Regions from separate parts of the Mus musculus genome. Here region 1 is linked to region 2. A link is a loop called in an ENCODE intact Hi-C map of the cell type or tissue named here. Cell type or tissue: heart. All regions are shown on one strand. Each heading gives the region's core, and the rest is flanking DNA. Links, peaks and the distances in the headings are about the cores only. Region 1 overlaps Stox2 (storkhead box 2). Region 2 has its middle 43 kb from the start of Gm39171.

Region 1 (10,893 bases), core at 2,668-10,667, 180 kb before region 2:
CTGACTTCTTATTTGGTCCCCCAGGAGCCTCCCAGGTCTACCTCATTGGGCTGTTTTTAATGACAGAAGGAGACATGGAAGGGATAACTATCTCCAAGATTGGTGTCTTACTATAGAAACTTTTTGAATTTGCCCGGTCTGACACTGACTCTTTGATATTCATCTCAGAGGCTTTACAGTTGACTTCAATATCCTATGAAGGCCTGAGCATGGAAAAGAAACCCTTGTCTTCTCCAGGCTATTTGAAGTGTTCTGTTCCATCACACATGTGCTGCCCCCGTGAAAGGCATGGCCTGTGATCTGAACCTGGAGATACATAGAAACATAGAGGTGCAGAGGCTGGAAACATGGAGGAGGCTATGATGTTGCGCTGTGCCTGGAGACTGGTGATTCCCTCCACAAGATGATCACAGAGTCATTCACTGTTGAGAAAGAGAAAGTTCCATACTGATGTTGGGGCAAAGAACGGAAGACACTGCCTTGGACCACAGATATTTGAAAAGTACAGAATAATTTCCCAAGGTGACACATGTTTCAGAGAGTTGGTCATACAGACATCTTTTGTTTCACTGCCATTTACAGGCAAAACACAGAGATGATAGACTGATCAATGATAAATAGATAATAGTTGCTATAAAATAGATAGATAGATAGATAGATAGATAGATAGATAGATAGATAGATAGATAGATGATAGATAAGTATATGATAGGTAGATAGATATAGACAGACAGGTAGATAGAGAGATGAAAAATAGGTAGATGATAGATAGACAGATGATAGATGATAGACAGATAAATGATGATAGATAGATAGATAGATAGATAGATAGATAGATAGATGACAGACAGATAGGTAAATGATTGGTAAATAGATGATATATATATATATATATATATATATATATATATATATAGAGAGAGAGAGAGAGAGAGAGAGAGAGAGAGAGATTGATAGATAGATGTTTGGTATATAAATGATAGAAGACAGATAATGATGATAGATAAATGATTAGTAGATAGATGATATATAGGTGATAGATAAATGATTGTTAGATAGATAGATGATAGACAAATAGATGATAGAATAAAGAAGGCAGGAAAGAAGTGAAGGTAAGATGAGGAAGTGAAGGGGTTCACAGAAAAGGGAAGGAGGGAGGGAGGGAAGGAGAGAAGAAAGGAAGATTTTCTAATGGAAAAATAATTCCTTCCTCTTGAAAACTTGAAATGCAAATAAATATAAAAATATACTTTTTGCGATTTTGCAATTTGTTAAGAATGGCTCTGACTGAATACCCACAGGCCCAGGCTTGTGCAGGCAAGCACAGGAGCTGTACATTCGTGATTCCAACAGCCTTGTCATATCCCTAAGTCAGCAATCCAGCACCGCCGCCCCACTCCTCCTGGGCCTGCGCATTCTGCCCTCTCTTCCCCAATGTTCCCTAAGCCTTAGAGCAGTGGATCCCATCCTTCCTAATGCTGTGACACTTTAATACAGTCCCTTATGTTGTGGTGACCCCCCAATCATTGCTCCTTCTGTTGCTAATGTTCTGATTCACACTGTAAATATATGATATACATGGCAGATACCATGATACCTGTAAATATCTGATATACATGGTAGATACCTGATATACATGGCAGGTCTGATATGTGACCCTGACCCCAAAGGGGTCATAACCCATGATTTTGAGAACTGCTGCCTTAAAGGGAGTGATATAAATGTCCTGTTTAAAGCTGGGTCACAAAACAAAACCCAACAGAAAAGCATGAAAATGAGATAATTCCAGGGAGAAGGGGGATGGGCAAGGGTGGGAGGAGCAAGAGCACGGGATGAGGCTGCAGTGCATCATATACACACACATATGGACTGTCAGTGTGTTTGATAAACATACTTTTAAAGGAATCGGTTTGGTTTACTGCAATTACTTATCAGTAATCTACTCACATACCTATCTAGACATATTTGCACATTGCTGGTTAGTTACCTAACCCCGAGTGAGCATAGATCGGTGATTCCCATAGAAGAGCTGGCAGTTAAAATGCTCTTAACACAAAGGTTAGCAGAAAGAGGATGGTAGATCCATGGTCTGTGGACTTGGGCGAAGGCACTGTGAACAGGAATTTTAAACTATAACAGTTCCATTGTGGTTAGAAATAATTTAGACCAGTCACAAATTAACATTAAAAATGTTTTTTCTGTTAAAAACGTTTTGAGGAGCTGGAGAGTGCTTCCTGCTCGTCTAAGAGACCCGAGTTCAGTTCCTAGTACCCATGTTAGACAGCGGGAAATCAGCTACAAGTCTAGGTCCAGGGGTATCTGATGCCTTATTCTGGCCATTATAGTAACATGCACACTGGTATATACCCACACACCACCACCACCACCACCACCACCACCACCACCACCACCAAATAAATCTTTAAAAAGTCTTAGACATGTTTTTTCATGTATTTGAATGTGTGTGTGCACGTTACGTGTTTTAAGATCAGCAGGCAATTTGCAGGAGTCAGTTCTCTCCTGCTCTCTCCTGTCCAAAAGGCTTTACCTTTCTCCTGCCTCCCCTCTTTCGCTCTCTGACCTGGAAGTCCCTCTTCCTTCTAGCCAAGTGATTGGTCCCTTGAAATCTTTATTCATTAGGGGAAGGTTCTGTCACACAACAATAATCACAAAAATGTCTTTAGGCAGTCTAATAAAGTCAAAGAAATCTGAAGTAATAGAAAATAATGTGTGCAATTTTGCAATAGAGAGAAACAAGGAAACCATGAAGGGGTGTGACCAAAACGGCACTTGTTTTATGAAACCCGGAGGCTAAAGTACTCACCTAAAATGCTCAGCCTTGTTATTGAGCTGAGGCTAAACCTGAGGTTGTTCACCCACTTTGAGGGCATTAGGTCTGGCCCTAAACTCTTAGATATATCCAAGAAGGAAACTACAAAGTCACTTTTGCCTTTATGGATCTCAACTAACTCCGTCTCGCTTTTCATATCTGCTGTCGGAGGCATAGCTCAGGCCTCAAGATCCTCCTGTTGTGATTCTTTCAAGATGCATCAATAACTCTACCCTGCCTCTCCTGAGTGTAAAAAACTTGATTTTCCTCACTGCCCGAGGCCATGTGCAATGTGCAGACATCGCCACACACTGTCCCAAGGGTTACAAGATGAACCACTGGTTTGACAGAAAGAGTCTGGAGCCACTGGGCCTGAAAATAGGCCTATCAGTAAAGCCAAGTATTCCCAGAGTAGGGCTAAGATTTCCCAGTTAAATAAGTTATGAAAGTCAGGCAAATAACTCCTTTTTATTATTCGGTGTTTCTCTATTTCACAGCAGCCAATGGGGTAGGAGGCACTTATATTCCACTTGGACTTTTTCTATGGAGAATTAAAAAAAAAGTCTCCCCACTCTAAAAAGAAGTTAAAACCACGCTGTTTCCTTTAGAATGAAAAGACGTTTATGAACTGTGACCATTCTCTCAAACAAAGCCAAAGCCTGCTATCAATCTTCTTATGAAATTCCCTTATTTCCTCCATGCCTCCAGTTCACTGGATGATGCTGAAGTGCACACACAGTGCCCTTCCCTGACCATCCTAAGCACAGAGAATGACCACGCACTGGCTCATCCCCATCTCATGCCTCAAAACACTCCTGTGGCCGCCCACATCGACAGGCTTGAAACGGGAGCAACAAAATGAGGCTTGTCCCTGAAAGCCATCACTTTGAGCTCCTCGAATTAACTCAGAGGACAAGATCATTGTCTGAGGCAAGTTTTGGAAGTCTGTGTTAGGTTCTGCTTTTTCCAAGAAAATTGGTCTCCACTGTGGAGGTCTAGTGTTCGGGTTTTATAGGCTGTTTCTTAGTTTAGTTGTTCATTTGACAGAGTATCACTTTTAGTTTCAGAAGATGGACTTTATTCCACAAAGACCCATCACCTAGGAGGGGGCCTGTCACCAAGGGGACTCAAAAGAATCCAAAGGCATCCATTCCAGCCCCAGGGAATTGGCTCCAGGATCACCATGGATACTCAAACCCTCAACTGTAACAGAAAATCCTCCAGTGTTCACATGTATCCAATGCACATCTAAAGATGACGAGCTTTAAACCATATCTTGATGACTACAATACCTACTGTAATGCAAATGTGGTGAGAGAGTATTATGGCTTATTGTTTATGGAGATTTGACAAGGAAGAAGTCTATCCATGTATGCATGTTTAATATAGACACAACTTCATTTGCGTGTGGGGGATGCACGCATGTCTCGATGTGTGAGCACACATGTGCACTCGGACATGTGTGCATATGGAGACTTAAAAGTTGATGTAAGGTGTCTTTCTCAGTCCCTCTCTACCATATTTTCTCAAGAAAGACTCTCATTTAACCCTTTGTTAAACAGTCTGGCCAGACTGCTGGCCAGTAAACTCCAGGGATCCAGCCTCAGTATAGAGGAGCACCTGCACCCTGAGTTTATGTGGGTGCTGGGGATTTGAACTCAGGTCCTCACGTTTACACAACAAGTACTCTATTGAGTCATCGCCTCAACTCTAGGCACAATTAAAAAGAAAAACTCTTTTCGTCCCACGGTTGTTTGAATACTGTTAGATTCTATGTTAAACCCACTGCTAGATCTTGAAGACCACTGAACAAACACGTAAGCATTCTTGCCTTCTGACTACATGGACAAATGTCCCAGGAGTTACCTGAGGGACATTTAACTCATGTCACCAGTTTTTAAATGAGTGGTTTTATAAGAGAAACTCCCCCCCCCCCAAATAACCATGTTGGTCTATAATTTCATACAAAATGGGACCACACGCAGCTCTAACCACTGTCCTGTGTTAAAACCACCCCCGAATGTGATCTTCTCCAAGTCCACAGGGAAAGAACTTTGATACAGGAACTCCATGTTTGGTTTTCAATTTTAAAACTGTAATAAAAAAAAAAAAAACGTGCAACAGAACTGTTACAAAACTCACATTAATCAGAGAGGGAAATTGGCCTCCTCTAAATAATTTATCTCTCGAGTATCAAAAAAGAAAAAAAATCCACTTACACATATAACCAAATGTTATTTAATATCTTAAAAAGTAACACAATCCAAAATGGATATTTCACACAACACTACATATACAACATGAACACAATATTACCATATGGAGGGACTTTCAAATATAGACTTACAAAAATCCCTGTCCTTTTTTTTTTCCTTTTAACTTATTGTACTAAGGATGACAAGGAATCATCATTTACAATATGGTACACGGACACGATAAAAACCATGTTACAAATGTGCTGTTAGAAATCAGTAACAGTAGGGAAGACGTTTCATGAACTGCAGTTATTTCTTATGAAATACTATACAATATAAACAGAACATCCATCTTGGATGACCTTTACAGCAACCAGAGACCAAGTCATTTAAAGTTTTTTTTTTTTCAGTGCAAAAACATTTTTTATTCAAGGCAGTCTTGGCTGCAAAACTCCTTCCTAACATAGTGAATCCCACATGTACTTCTTAGCTCATTGACCCTAATGTAATCGTCACAGTCAGCCACGCAGAGAAAGACACCTGCAGAGCCATGATCCCTTGGAACTTGGAGGGTCAAATTGAATTCTCTTCCAGAGAGTACAGGTGTCACTGCTCTAAGGACTTTACATTTGTACCTGTTGACACTTACATGAAGTGACTCTAGGGCAGCTCTACTCCTAACTGGCATGCGTGCACAATACTACACAGTATTCTGCTCTTCCAATGTGGAAACAGTGGTGGTGGAATAGGTATCTAGGTGGGAGGAGGAGACAAGGAGGCAGAGAGGGTAACTCTCAGAGGAAAGGAAGTCAGGGCTGTCTAGAATGTTCTATAGGATGAAGGTCCCGGAGCTGGAGAGGACTGGGATTGGAGGGGAGCTCAGGTCTCAGATGTGGTACCTCTTTTGGGGCAAGAGTAGGGGAATGGGGGGTACCAAGGTCAGCCTTTGGACAGGGAGGTAGGCAGGTGCACAAGGACCAGCCTGGCTCTAACCTTCCATTTCTGCCTTTCCAGAGCCATTGGTACCTCACTCGGAAATACCCTTTTCCTAGTCGGACGGGTGTGTGTGTTCACAAGTGAAGCCAGCAATGAGCCGTTAAAGGCCTCTGACTGCCTGTATACAATCACAAGACCGCTCGTTTCCCCTGGAGCTTTGCCGAATTCTAAATTTTGCAACCATTAAGCCTGTGAACAACAATAATAACGACACAGGCATATGGATCATAGAAGCCGTCACCACGGAGCCCCTCTGCATTGCTGACGCAAGCCAAGGGGACGGGCATCAATCAGGGAGAAGCCAGTACCTTTTGCAAACACATGAGATCTAATAATAAAATGTCTCCTGTGTATAATTCATGAAATGTATCCTAAGGAAAACTCCATGGGAAAATATCACTTGTATCATTAATACTATAAAACCTTCTTCCAGAAGGATGAGGTGACAGCTGATTCTTTTTGTATTTCTTGGCAAAGCTCGGACAATAGCAATCCCTTTCCGCCATGTTTAACTAGCCCAAAGAAAAACAATGCCTCCCATGGCTTTTGCATTCATTTTTCTTGTTTCTAATTTCCCCAAGCCTTAAACACGGGCCAAGGAGTCCCTCGCTCACAGGACGTTATTGGATGGCTTTGACAATGGCGGGGGTGGGGGGTGGGGGGTGGGGAGGTGAGGGTGGGAGGGAAAGGAAACACCACTTCTTGTGTCTACTGTGGTCTGCGCTACACTGCTAGTTGGGTGTGGGACTGGTCTGTGGGAAAGGAGAAAGCAGATGTCAAAGACCTTCTATCTCATAATTTGACAAAACTCTTAGAACTGGATCAGCTTCCCAGATCCTACAAAGCAGGGCTTGATATAGTTTAGTGGATGGTATGTAGCTGAGCACTGTGAAGAGTGCTTGATAAATATTTTAAAAGAAAACTTAAAAAAAACAAACAACTGTTTCAGCACCTTCCACTGCCTGGAGCAGCCAATGTTCCTGAAGATGGGGTTATCACAGAAATGACAGGAACCCAACGAGAAACTGTAAACAAAGGTGGATGTCTGGACTGGCCTTTGACGACAGTGGTATTGGTGTGGACTTGTTCATCTCGCACTTCCTAACTCAATACCAGTAAAGGGGTGCTGAGGTGTTGAGATTCCAAACACCCATACCTCTTTGAATGAAATGGACAAGGTGTCAAGCTGCATTTGTTTTCTTTATTAGCACACATCATAAAAATAGCATTTTAGTGATGTCTCACCATGGCCTATCAAACAGATAGAAAATAGGTCATTGAGAGAGAGAGAGAGGAGAGAGAGAGAGAGAGAGCTGCCACTGTGTTTCTGGGGGATCTTGAGTCACTCCGTTTGTCTGCTCCTGTCAAGCATGCGTGTGACCCACAGGACCTGCTCTGCCATTGTGCAGCTAACGCTTCAGAAGCATTTTGAGCTGCCCAGTTGAGCTGCGGAACTTTACCAGTCACTGGTTGTTAGCACAAGCTCAGAATGCTACCTCTCCCAAATGGCCTGGTGAGAACTGTGCCCATCACTGACATCACAAGCTTTGCCTTCAAGTACACTTTGTGGTGACAAGGGATTAATCCTAGGTAGGACTGGACAAAGCTATCTTAACCTAAAAGAGGAAGGGTGTTCCTCTAGGTACACCCCCCACCCCCCACCCCCTTCCTGTCTTGGTGGCAGCCACAATAGAATTTCATTGTACATTGTAACGTTTTCAGAAAGAGACATTTAGGAACAGCTGGTGTTTAAATCACTGCTCCTCCACATTCCCTTTCCACTTGTGTTTCCTGAATGTGAATTCTCCAACATATAAAACACAGGCATTTCTTATTTCTACCTGGCTGCTCTCATTTCTTCTTTCCTATTGGTTTTCCCTATTGGGTGTGCACACATCCTATTTTTGCACTCATTAAGGTCTCCTGAGATGTGTAAGATATATCAAACGGTAGATAAATTGCTTAACAGACATCCCAGAATGCACGGCACAGTTCTTTTAATAAGAAGGAAGTTTGGGCTCCATAGGGTAGCATATGATAAAAGCAGAGAGGCCCAAAGTGCTTCAAAGTTCTCATGTCTTTTCTTACTGGAGGGGGGGGGCACTAGCAATCCAATTCAATTGCTATAGGAATTAATAACTTCCTAAATGTTTACCAAGTGGCTCTTTGCCAAAGAGAACTTTTTTCTCTCTCTCTCTAATAACAGAAGTAGAGAAGCGGGGAAGACAGTAATTTTAAAATGTTCATTCATTTGTAACAAATCAGATGTGCTTTCATGGGGGAGAAGGGAGAAAGGAAGGGGAACAACAGGCTTACAGTTGGAAGCCAAAGGATGTTGTGAAAGAAAACCATGGCAACAAAAAAGTCATGAGTCCAATGGGTAAGTCACCGACACACATGCAACACCATGGCCTACTGCTGAAAAGCGTTTGAAACATTGCTTTTTTTGTCTTAAGAACACACTTTAACACACCGCTGCCATTTCATCAGATTCATGGAGGTAGTTATATGTAAAAAATAAAAATTACCATAAAGTAATATGTTGTATCATAATAATATATAAGTGTGCAAAATGCCGACAGATGTGTTGACCCTTTAAAGTTGAATGCCTCACAGAGATTCAACCAGACTCAGTTTTGTAAACTTTTCTGTTGATAAACTCTAAAAACTAGACATGTCGTCATGGAACACAAAGCTGTGGTTCCAGTGGAGAATAATCTTGGCAAAGCCCAGAGAGGGCCTCAGCCCGAGGCCGTGAGAGTCAAGAGTCTCACCATCTTGATGAGACCATCTTAGACACATGCGCATATCCTATCTGCCATGTGCTTCCCACCACCAATGCTTCCTCTATTCAAGAATCCAGGTTAGATTCTGACAGGAGTGTTTCTCCACGGCATGTCTGTTTGTGTGGTATATCATCTTTAAAGCCCATCTTGCTATGCTAATGGCTGCTGGTCTAAGGGAGGTTCTTTTGTTTATTTATTTTTAAATCATGTACTCCATAATGATTAGGCAAATAGTGTACACATTTTGTTTGAATAACGCCTTCTGTAAACCTGTTTCTTGTGAACTATCAAAAATTCGTATTTTAAAGCTTCACTTAAACGTAGTTACGTCCTCTCCTGTTCACAGGGCACTCGGTTCTTCCAATGGCTACGTTCAGAGGGTCAGAGACTAATGTATTGTTTTAATGGTCCTATTATTTATGACTTGAGTATGCCAAAAGTTTCAGAGCAGGTTGGTTTTTTTCGGGGGCATGGGGGATTAATTTAGACCAGATCTAGGAATCATATGGTATATGGCTCCTTAAGCAAACAGACTACATAGTATATAAGATACATGGTTGCTCTTTCTGGACATGACTTAAGCGATAAGATAAACAGTGTGTTTCTGGACAACTGAGGCATGCCTGGGAGGAAGTAAAGTATGAGATTCAAAGCCAATTGCCTTAAAGCATTTCAACAATGAAGCGGTATATTGAGAATCTTGCTTAAGCTTCATTACAATAAGCACAAAAAAAGAAATGTATACCAAACTTAAGGAGCCCAGTTTGACCCAACACAACTTCCAAATAGCAGACCAAATATGAGTATATGTGTTTCCACCTACTTCATATAACTGTGTCCCCTTAAACACATTGCTCGTGACTAAGTCTGACACAGAAAAAGAAGTAGCTCACAAACATATGCTCGTTACCAGAATCTTGAGTGAAAATATTTTATATTGATTTTTATGAATTCATTATGGTATATGGCTCCAAAACTCATCTGACACTAAACTGAATATAACTTTATCTCTGGTCATTTTCCTGGGATTAGATCTAACCCTGGTGCAGATGGATTTCCAGTACCTACAGATGTATGCAGTGCTTCTCAGAAAACAGGGACTTTGGCAGAAGCGCCTTTCCTGTAGGACTGAAGAGCAATGGTTAGTGGGCCCCCTCCTGCCAAGCCTTTTGATACTGAGCATGGCGTCATAAACCAGAGTGTGGAGAAACCACTGTAAAAGATGAGGGAACTGCCACACAATCCCCCCCGAACGTGCCTCCTGAAGTCATTACAAAGTATCTGTAAACATTACTCTGGCATAGTTCATGAATGCATAATTGTCATTCTGATACATTTTAGGGGAGTACAAATTAAGAATATACCACACCAGCAGAATGAGGACATTCTACTGTCCATTATAAGGGCCCATGTATATTTCTAATCAAAAATTACTTTAAATGTTTGTCTCTATAGATATCTTCCCAGGAATAAAAGGCCTGAAGTTCAACGCTCCCTAAATTTGCTCTTTCTTACAACCACTAAAAATCATCTCCCACAGCCTAATTTAGGCATTCTATTTAAAACTACATAAAATAGATTTATGTCCCTTCCATTAGAAAGAATAACACCCTCAGGCCACATTCTTCATTTGTATCATAAAGAACATTTTGTTTCCCAACAAACTAATCACTGCATCTAGTATAGTAAGCTCGCTCATCCTAAGTGTCTCAAGGAGGCAGGTATCCTGCTCCAGTATCTGATTCATCCCTCCGGGTCATCCACGCACCCTCCTCCAGCACTCAGTGCTGTGCCCCTGCCCCCCTCTGTGAGACTGCATTTCCCTTCCTTTGTCCACTTCAAAGGCCTATATTCCGGACTGTGATTAGGGAAGGTTAAAAAAAAAATACTCAAGACAAGCATCAAGTGAGCTGGAAAAGAGCGAAAACAAACACTCTAACTACGTCCATCCATTGGGACCTCTGACCCACTCTCATGGGCTCCTCCCGCAAGAGTGTTGTGAAAACTCACAGTGAAAAATGACTGGTATTTTAAAGGACTCACACACAAAGGGCTGGGGTCCCTTCTGCCCAGTTTGGCATTGATT
Region 2 (8,000 bases), core at 1-8,000:
TGATGTCAAGAGGTGCTTCTGGGATCTCTGGGCCTCAGTCCACACACAGCCATGTGGACTGGGACAAGGGCTGCCCTGGACCCTTCAGGGATTTGCAACAGTTGGCAGAGTGCATAGTGACCCTCTGTACGGACCTGGAACCTTCAAGAAAAGGAACACTGCACTCCTGCCTCCTAGCCTAGAAAGACTAAAGTATGCTTCCACCCCTCTGTCTCCACCCCACCCCACCCCCACTGGGGTACAGGAACCAGCTTTGTCCCAGGTTCAGATACCTGTATCCCTGTGTCCCCTGGAGATAAACTGATCTGCCAGAAGGGAGCCACTCTACAAATTAATTCCCAAACTCCAAGCGCCACTAGGAGACAGAGCCCAGGGATGTGACATCTCTTCATCCCTGGGGAGAAGGTCCTGAGAGACTCTTCTTGGGAGAGAACCATGTGCTTATCCTGAGATTCACCAACACTAGGGAGCGATGGTTCATTTCTTGTCCTATTGTTTTTGTTTGTCTAATCAGACACGTTCCCTTCCACTACCTTGCTTTCAAACTGCATTTCAAAGAAACAAAATTTACATTTTGGACACACTCAGCCAGCATATCAAAGAACCGCCTTTTTTTGCCTTTTAAAAAAAAAATGTTCTAGTCAATATCAGCTTGTCCCTAGCATCCTAGAGGATTTAGCCGTAAGTGACAGTGACAGAAGGTGACACATTCCTAGAAAAGAGGAAAGGATGCACGTGCCCTCTTCCCAAATTTTCCAAACACTTAAATTAAAAAGGTCGAACAGGGCAGGCACTGGCAGGACACAGGACATGGAGACAGGAAGCTCTGTCACGGGCCTTGGAGATAAGTTAGACAGCGCTTTTCACCACCCGGGAGGCTGCAGAAAGCAGATGCTGTGACAGTTACACAAGCCTTCAGCCCTCAGCCACCGGCCTGGACTCCATCTCGGCTGTCGCTGTGCTGTGATAGGATCTTGGCCCACGTTCCCTTCTTGGCTCACTTCTGCTATTGATCTCTAAAGTGGAGGTCACAGACAGCCATGTCTAACAACATGACAGGATTGCTGTAAGTGGTTATGAAATGTGTGTGTGTGTGTGTGTGTGTGTGTGTGTGTGTGTGTGTGTATACATAGCTGCCTGAGTTCTCATAGGTTTCCAAACTACAAATTCTGGAGAGAAGAGAGCCCTCATCTAAACCTAGACATTTCTGTGTGCACTGCATTTCATTATATGTGTGTGTGCTTGTGTGCATGCACACACACACACACACACACACACACACACACACACACACTAATGCATGCATGCACACACACAAACACATACAGTATGCACATGCACATACATACACATACATGTACATGCATGCACACACACAAACACACAGTACACACATTCATATACACAAAGAGACACACAAATGCATGTACACAACACGCATGCACACACACACACACACACATACACAAACACGAGCTATATAATTGCCATCAGGTAATGTCATTGTGAAATATTGCATCATGCTTTGGGTAAGAAGGTAACAGGAACAGAGAGACACAAGTTTCAACTGTCTGCATAGGTATTTACTGATGACAGAAGTGCATTTCTGTGGATGTATCTGCTCCGGCCTCCTCCCTTTCTCGCTTTAAACGCTTAGCCAGCCGTGGTGCACAGACTTGCAATCCCAGCACTTGGGAGGCAGGGCAAGGGAATCAAGAGGTCACAGCTAACCAGGGTCACATACAGAGAACCAAACTCCTACCACTCAACCTGGAGGCTGGGAAGTTAACTTCTTCATCTTTGCTGAGGAAAACACAGGGCCTTGGAAAGGCAGAAATCCAACAACCCTCTGCTCCGGGGTGGGTTCATTCTGCCATTGCCCTTCCGGTTAAAATTGAAATAAAGAAATTAGAGGAAGGTTACTAGTGAGCACCCTCGTCCTCCCAAAATTCACATGGAAACGTCGCCCTCCCAAAGGTACTGGTGTTAGGCCTTGGGATGTGATTCGATAGGGGGCGAGGGACAGCGCTTAAGATGGAACTGGGGTCTTTATAGGAAGGGACAGGGACCGGAGCCCCTCCATTTCTGCCAGGTGAGGACTACACAATCAGTGAGCCTCTGCAGGGAAAGAAAAGAAAAAAGGAAAAGGAAAAGATCTTGACTCCTGTATTGCAGAACTGTAGCAAATTAATTCTATCACCGGAGACAGACTGTAGGGTTTTACCCAGACCTGTTCTGCTACAGCAGCCTATACAGACCAATCCAGATGCGATCAGAAGAGAGCAATGAGTAACAGTTACACTCTAGAGCATCCGCCATTGCGACTGAGTACTGACGCCAAGAGAACCTGGGGTGGATGGGTAATCTATAAGCTGTATGGGTGACTCCATGAGACTTCCTTGCTCTCTCCGTACCTCTCAAGGGGCACTCCCTGGGGCATCGCAGATGGACAATCCAACCCTCACAAGTACCCCCATTGAGCATCTATTTCCGGTTTTCCGTGCTACGTGGTTGAAGCAGTAAAGCTTAGGTACAGTGTAGTGCATAGATGAACGTCTACATGGGGGGGGGGGAGCTCCTTACTTCAGAACAGTCTGAATGAAAAGGCTCCCCAAATTCTGAGCTTGGGACAGACAACTCAGTACAATTGTACTACTACCAGTTGCTATACAGAGATAGTAAGCTTCCAAGGGGAAACACAGTAGAAACCTGGGCATGCATCTTCCCCACAAACGGCCCTTCCTGCTCCCATGCCATGCTTTGGCCAGCTAACACTGCAATCAACTCCTCTCTGGTCTGTCTTCTGATCTATTCTCCACCTGCACACTTCTGCAGCTCTCCTGACACAGCCGTTACAGAATGCACACAAAGGGGTCGCGCACCTTAGCAGCCTTGATTCATCCTCAAGGCCATGAGAAGATGGAATTCCCATAGGATGTAACGCATAAAACAATGTTCACTGAGCCATGCACTGTGTACCCTTAGAAATTAAGTAGTCCGTTTAGTGGGTTGGTGGTTAGAGGGGGCAGGCTATAAAACACTGGAGCGGAGTAAGTGTACTGAGTGTGGCTTCTGCTCTCAGTCACGTACATCCTTACACACATGCATGCCAGGTCGCCATGTGGGCCTGTGTGTGGGATCTACACGTACAGGGTTCTTCTGTCTCTAGTCCGTGATAAAGATCGGTCTGGACACTGGTGCAGAAGACACTATAGCAGCCTTAACTTCAGTCCACCTCCCAAACCACTTGGGAGCCACCACCTCCTCTGGTATCTTTCTCTCCACACCTGTCTCCTCTGTGGCTCCACTCATTCAGGGCCCCGAGCTCAAGCTTTAGTGCCACCTGTCTGAGACCTTCAATATTCCCGTCACATATGCCCCTGCAACCCCGTACTCTGCAAGCACTACCACCCTGCCTTACCTTTGATTGCTTATGGGCCAGAGCCCACCCCCACCAATGTCAGTTCTCAGAGAGCAACCCAGACTCTCCTGCACCCCTTAGAGGTTCAGCCCTTATAACAGTGAGTGTTCAGGAGAGCTTCTTGCATAGATGGATGGATGAATGGATGGATGGATGGATGGATGGATGGATGGACAAACAAATGAAACGCTCATGGTCTGGGAAACAGTAGCAGAGACATTGTGTTCTTAACTTTACAGACAAAGCCCCTTCTAGAAAATTCAGCTGTTTCACATAGAATAGAGAGCACCTTGGCATCACCCCAGGCCTCCTCCTCCTCCTCCTCTTCCTCCTCCTCTTCCTCCTCCTCCTCTTCCTCTTCTTCCCCCTCGGGAACATGAGACACTGGGTCAAAAGTCAAACATGACATCTGCAATGATGGCTGAGACGGCTAGAATATAAAATCCCCCCCCCCCCCTTAGGCTTGTGTATTTGAGACATTTGGTTCCCCGCTGGTAGACTCTCTTAAAGGTGAAGCTTGAGGCAGAAATAGGTCACTGGAGACAAGCTGGTTTCGGCCCAGCCTTGCTTCCAACCCAGCCAACTGCTTTGCCGCTAACCCTGCAATGTAGCAGAGCCACAGCCCCAAGCTACTCCAGATGCCACAATCTGGAACTGCACCCACCATGACGGACCACGCACGGTCCCTTAAACCGTGAGCTAAAATAAACCCTTCCTCCCTTAAGTTGCTTCTGTCAGATTCTCTGTCTGAGCTATGAGGGATGTAACCAACACAAAGACTTTGTAATCTCACCCACTCGAGTCTGTCCAGTTCATAACCAAGCTCAGTGGCCTGTAGACCTAGTCTGGAATTTCCTGTCTCTGAGCACAGTTGACCTCGGGGAGCATTTCTGTCCAGGACTGACAGACGCTGTGACACAAGGTGACCACGTTCAGCTCTTGCTGTATTTCAAGAAAGGAAAAGACCTTGTCAGAGAAGCCAAAATGAATTTCAAAAGCCTTCCTCTGAAAGCCAGAGAAATGTAGCCATTTCATCGACAAAAGTACTGCCTGCAGAGAAGCTAAAGCGAGAATCACCAAACCAGGGCCCGCAGACCGAACCCCACCCAGAAATTACAACCCATTTGCCCATTTTTAGACAACAAGCAAAACTCAAACCAATAGCTCACCCTAGAGAAAAGAGTAGGAAATTCACATCTTGGTGCCCAAGGAGCTCTATGGAGGGCATCTGGCTCATTCAGTTCTGACTCCACTGCACATGACAAAGCTGGCCTGTTGTGTCTCAGACTGTCTGACCCATAAAGCCAAAAATAGACACTTTACTATCTGACCATTGTCAAGCCCTGTTCTAAACGTCAATTCCCAGGAAGTCACACATCTCAGTCCACGGGTGTGACAGCACAAGTCTAAAGAGTGGAAACGTTAGTGAAAAAAAAAATACGAAAACCATTTACTCTACCATTGTAATGGTTTTTCATCCTAAATTCTGAACAGCCCTACAGGACACACTGAAGTGACTTTGGGAGATAAAATGTTCTGGCATTCTTAGTCCTCTGCCCTCCCCCGCCCAAAAAAGAGTGCTCTTATCCTCATAGGCTAAGATATCATATAAAATTGTATTTGAAAAAAACAAAGAAGGGACAAGGCTATAGTGGCTCGTGCCTTTAATCCCAGCACTTGGGAGGCAGAGGCGGGTGGATTTTTGAGCTCAAGGTCAGCCTGGTCTACCTCTGTAGGGAGTTCCAGGACAGCCAAGGCTACACAGAGAAACCCTGTCTCGAAAAACTATAAGGAGGAAGAGGAAGAGGAGGAGGAAGAGGAAGAGGAAGAGGAGGAGGAGGAAGTCATAGTAGTAGTAGTGAAGGAAGAAAGGAAGGAAGAAAACAAACACAAGAAAAGATTTTCTCCACCGCCTACCCCCCAAAATCTTGAAACTCACTGTGACCTATTTCACCTACAAGTGGTGACAACAACCTCAAGTGTGTTTCAGAAACCATGACTGGAAAGAAGTCATTATGTATTTACAACCACACAGAACAGAACTGGGCTAGTTAGTTTTTGTCACCTAGACACATAGTCATGTGTGAAGAGGGAGCCTCAGATGAGGAATTGCCTCCATTGGAATGGCCTGTGGGCGTGTCTGTGGGCATTTTCTCAATTAATGACTGATGGAGGAGGGCCTGGTCCACTGGAGACAATGCCACCCCTGACTGATGGAGGAGGGCCTGGTCCACTGGAGACAATGCTACCCCTGACTGATGGTGTAGGGCCTGGTCCACAGTACCACCCCTGACTGATGGAGGAAGGCCTGGTCCATAGTACCACCCTGACTAATGGTGGAAGGACTGGTCCACTAGAGACAATGCCACCCCTGACTGATGGGGAAGGACTGGTCCACTGGAGATAATACCACCCCTGACTGATGGTGTAGGGCCTGGTCCACAGTACCACCCCTGACTGATGGAGGAAGGCCTGGTCCACAGTACCTCCCTGACTGATGGTGGAAGGACTGGTCCACTGGAGACAACACCACTCCTGACTGATGGAGGAGGGCCTGGTCCACAGTACCACCCCTGACTGATGGAGGAAGGCCTGGTTCACAGTACCACCCTGACTGATGGTGGAAGGACTGGTCCACTGGAGACAATACCACCCCTGACTGATGGAGGGGGGCCTGGTCCACTGGAGACAATGCAACCCCTGACTGATGGGGAAGGACTGGTCCACTGGAGATAATACCACCCCTGACTGATGGTGTAGGGCCTGGTCCACAGTACCTCCCTGACTGATGGAGGAGGGCCTGGGCCACAGTACCACCCCTGACTGATGGAGGAGGGCCTGGTCCACAGTCCCACCCCTGGGCAGGTGGACCTGAGTTGTGTAAGAAAACAAACTAAGCCTTGGCGAGCAAGCTAGCTTTCCTCTCTGCCTCTTCTTGTCCCCACTCCTGCTTGAGTTCCTGCCCTGACTTCCTTCAGTGATGGACTATGACCAGGACACAAAAGGCAAGTGGACCCCCTTCTCCGTGAGTTACACTGCCTCGTGATGTTCATCACAGTGATACAGGACAAACCAGGCCATGGACGGAGAACCTTATCAGACCCATTTGTTGAGCCTCTCTGATGATGAGCAGTTTGCAACATAATATAGGAAAACGCCCCCAGCTTGGTATGCCACAAGAAGCCAAGATTTTTTTTTTCTTTGTCCTAAAGCAATTCCCTCCGTGCCAGCCTGACCCTGTTTAGACACAGCCTTGCTCTACCTTTATTAAATCTATAAAGTTACAAGCAATTCGAGTCAGACCACTGTTGTACCACTTCACACCTCTTTGCCTGGCAGTAGCCGGTTCAAAAGTCAAAAGAAACTGCAAACGGAGTTCCAGAGCACCTATAATTTACTTTTATAACTATTGAATCATTAACAGGGACTTCTGGAGGTAATTAAAGGGAAATGGATAGGCCTTGACTCTCAGGTTGGGAGTTTTCATGTTTGCTCTTCACAGCAAAGCAACAGTCTGCTCTACTCCATTCAAAGCATCTGAAAAATTAGTCCAGTCATGTCTCAAGGAACTAGAAAGCCGATACAGCCCAGGCAACGATCCTGCATGCTCAGGGAGGCTCGGTTTTGCTCGGCGCCTGCCCGAGGCCGCCTATAACAACCCCAGATTCCTAAACGCTCAAGTCAAGAGAGGCAGCAACAGCTAAGGAAACGGGGAATTACCTGGGCGCTAGGTAGAAATGACTGTGTCTTGTAAATGAGCACGAAAGGATCAAGTGGCTTCATTATCCATCTAACTTCTCCAACAGGGGATTACATAAGGAAATTAATTACCTAAGCCAGACGCTGGCAAGCACGCAGCAAAGCAGGCTGAAGGCAAAGCCAGCATTCATTTTTCCCATAGAAATGGCTCCTTCAGATTGTATGACTGCCTGGGAAACTAAAGTCTTCCCGACAGGAGCAGAGTTGCCGTACCCACTACGGTAAAAGTGACCCGGGGGTGCTTTTCATTGTTCCTCCTCCCTGCGTTCTTGGGACAGTCCAGTTGCCCCAGTCACCTGGGATGTATTCCCAAATGCCTCCAAGATGTTGTTTTCCCGGCCTCCTTTTCTGAATGTCGAGTGGACTCAGAACCGTCATTCTCAGTGGTCGATGACTCTGAGCGACCTGGCAACCAAATGAGCTTCGTTTTAAAAGCAGAAGTAGACTGGATGTGAGAGGCGAGGCAGGAGCGGCCGGCAGACCACAGATAGTTCTGATCATCTTGTTACACAAGTTGAATATTTCAGGTCCGAAAATATAAAACCCGAAATGTTCCAAATTGCAAAACTTTTCGAACGGTGAAAAGAAGCCACCCATCCAAGACTCCACACCTGACTCATGAGAAGCTTGAAGCATCAACGTCCAAACAGAGCACGCTAAAGATTCCATCTAAGATCATCTCCGGGCTACACATACAAGTACAGGAAACATAGGTGAATTTCCTGTTTAGACTTGGGTCCAGTCCTCAAGATATCTCATTATGTTTATTAAAATATACCAAAGTCCAAAGACATCCAAAACTAAAACCATTTCTGGTCCC

The links. Hi-C counts contacts between places; a loop is a spot of excess contacts. Peaks named below come from ENCODE experiments on the same cell type or tissue, not always from the same donor. Only the 100,000 strongest peaks of a DNase experiment are listed, where the experiment ranks them.
Region 1: a loop joins it to region 2, with 2.6 times the contacts of the local background. A loop is called at or near these places in 5 of 42 quality-filtered maps.

Annotation. Positions count from the first base shown.
Region 1 is chr8:47,175,003-47,185,895 of GRCm38, forward strand. Stox2 (storkhead box 2) reads right to left here. Exons shown (of 4, transcript NM_001114311.1): 4 at 5,046-10,893. It overlaps Gm51569 (a long non-coding RNA gene), which reads right to left and starts at 659. Exons shown (of 3, transcript XR_003947544.1): 1 at 1-659. In heart, for the core only: no CTCF peak of the experiment used is centred there; no DNase peak of the experiment used is centred there.
Region 2 is chr8:47,362,526-47,370,525 of GRCm38, forward strand. It overlaps a transcript of Stox2 not described here. Among named protein-coding and RNA genes, the nearest start is that of Gm39171, 43 kb to the left of the region's middle. In heart, for the core only: a CTCF peak has its summit at 4,599; DNase peaks (open chromatin) are centred at 946 and 4,696; H3K27ac peaks cover 584 bases; H3K27me3 peaks cover 4,304 bases.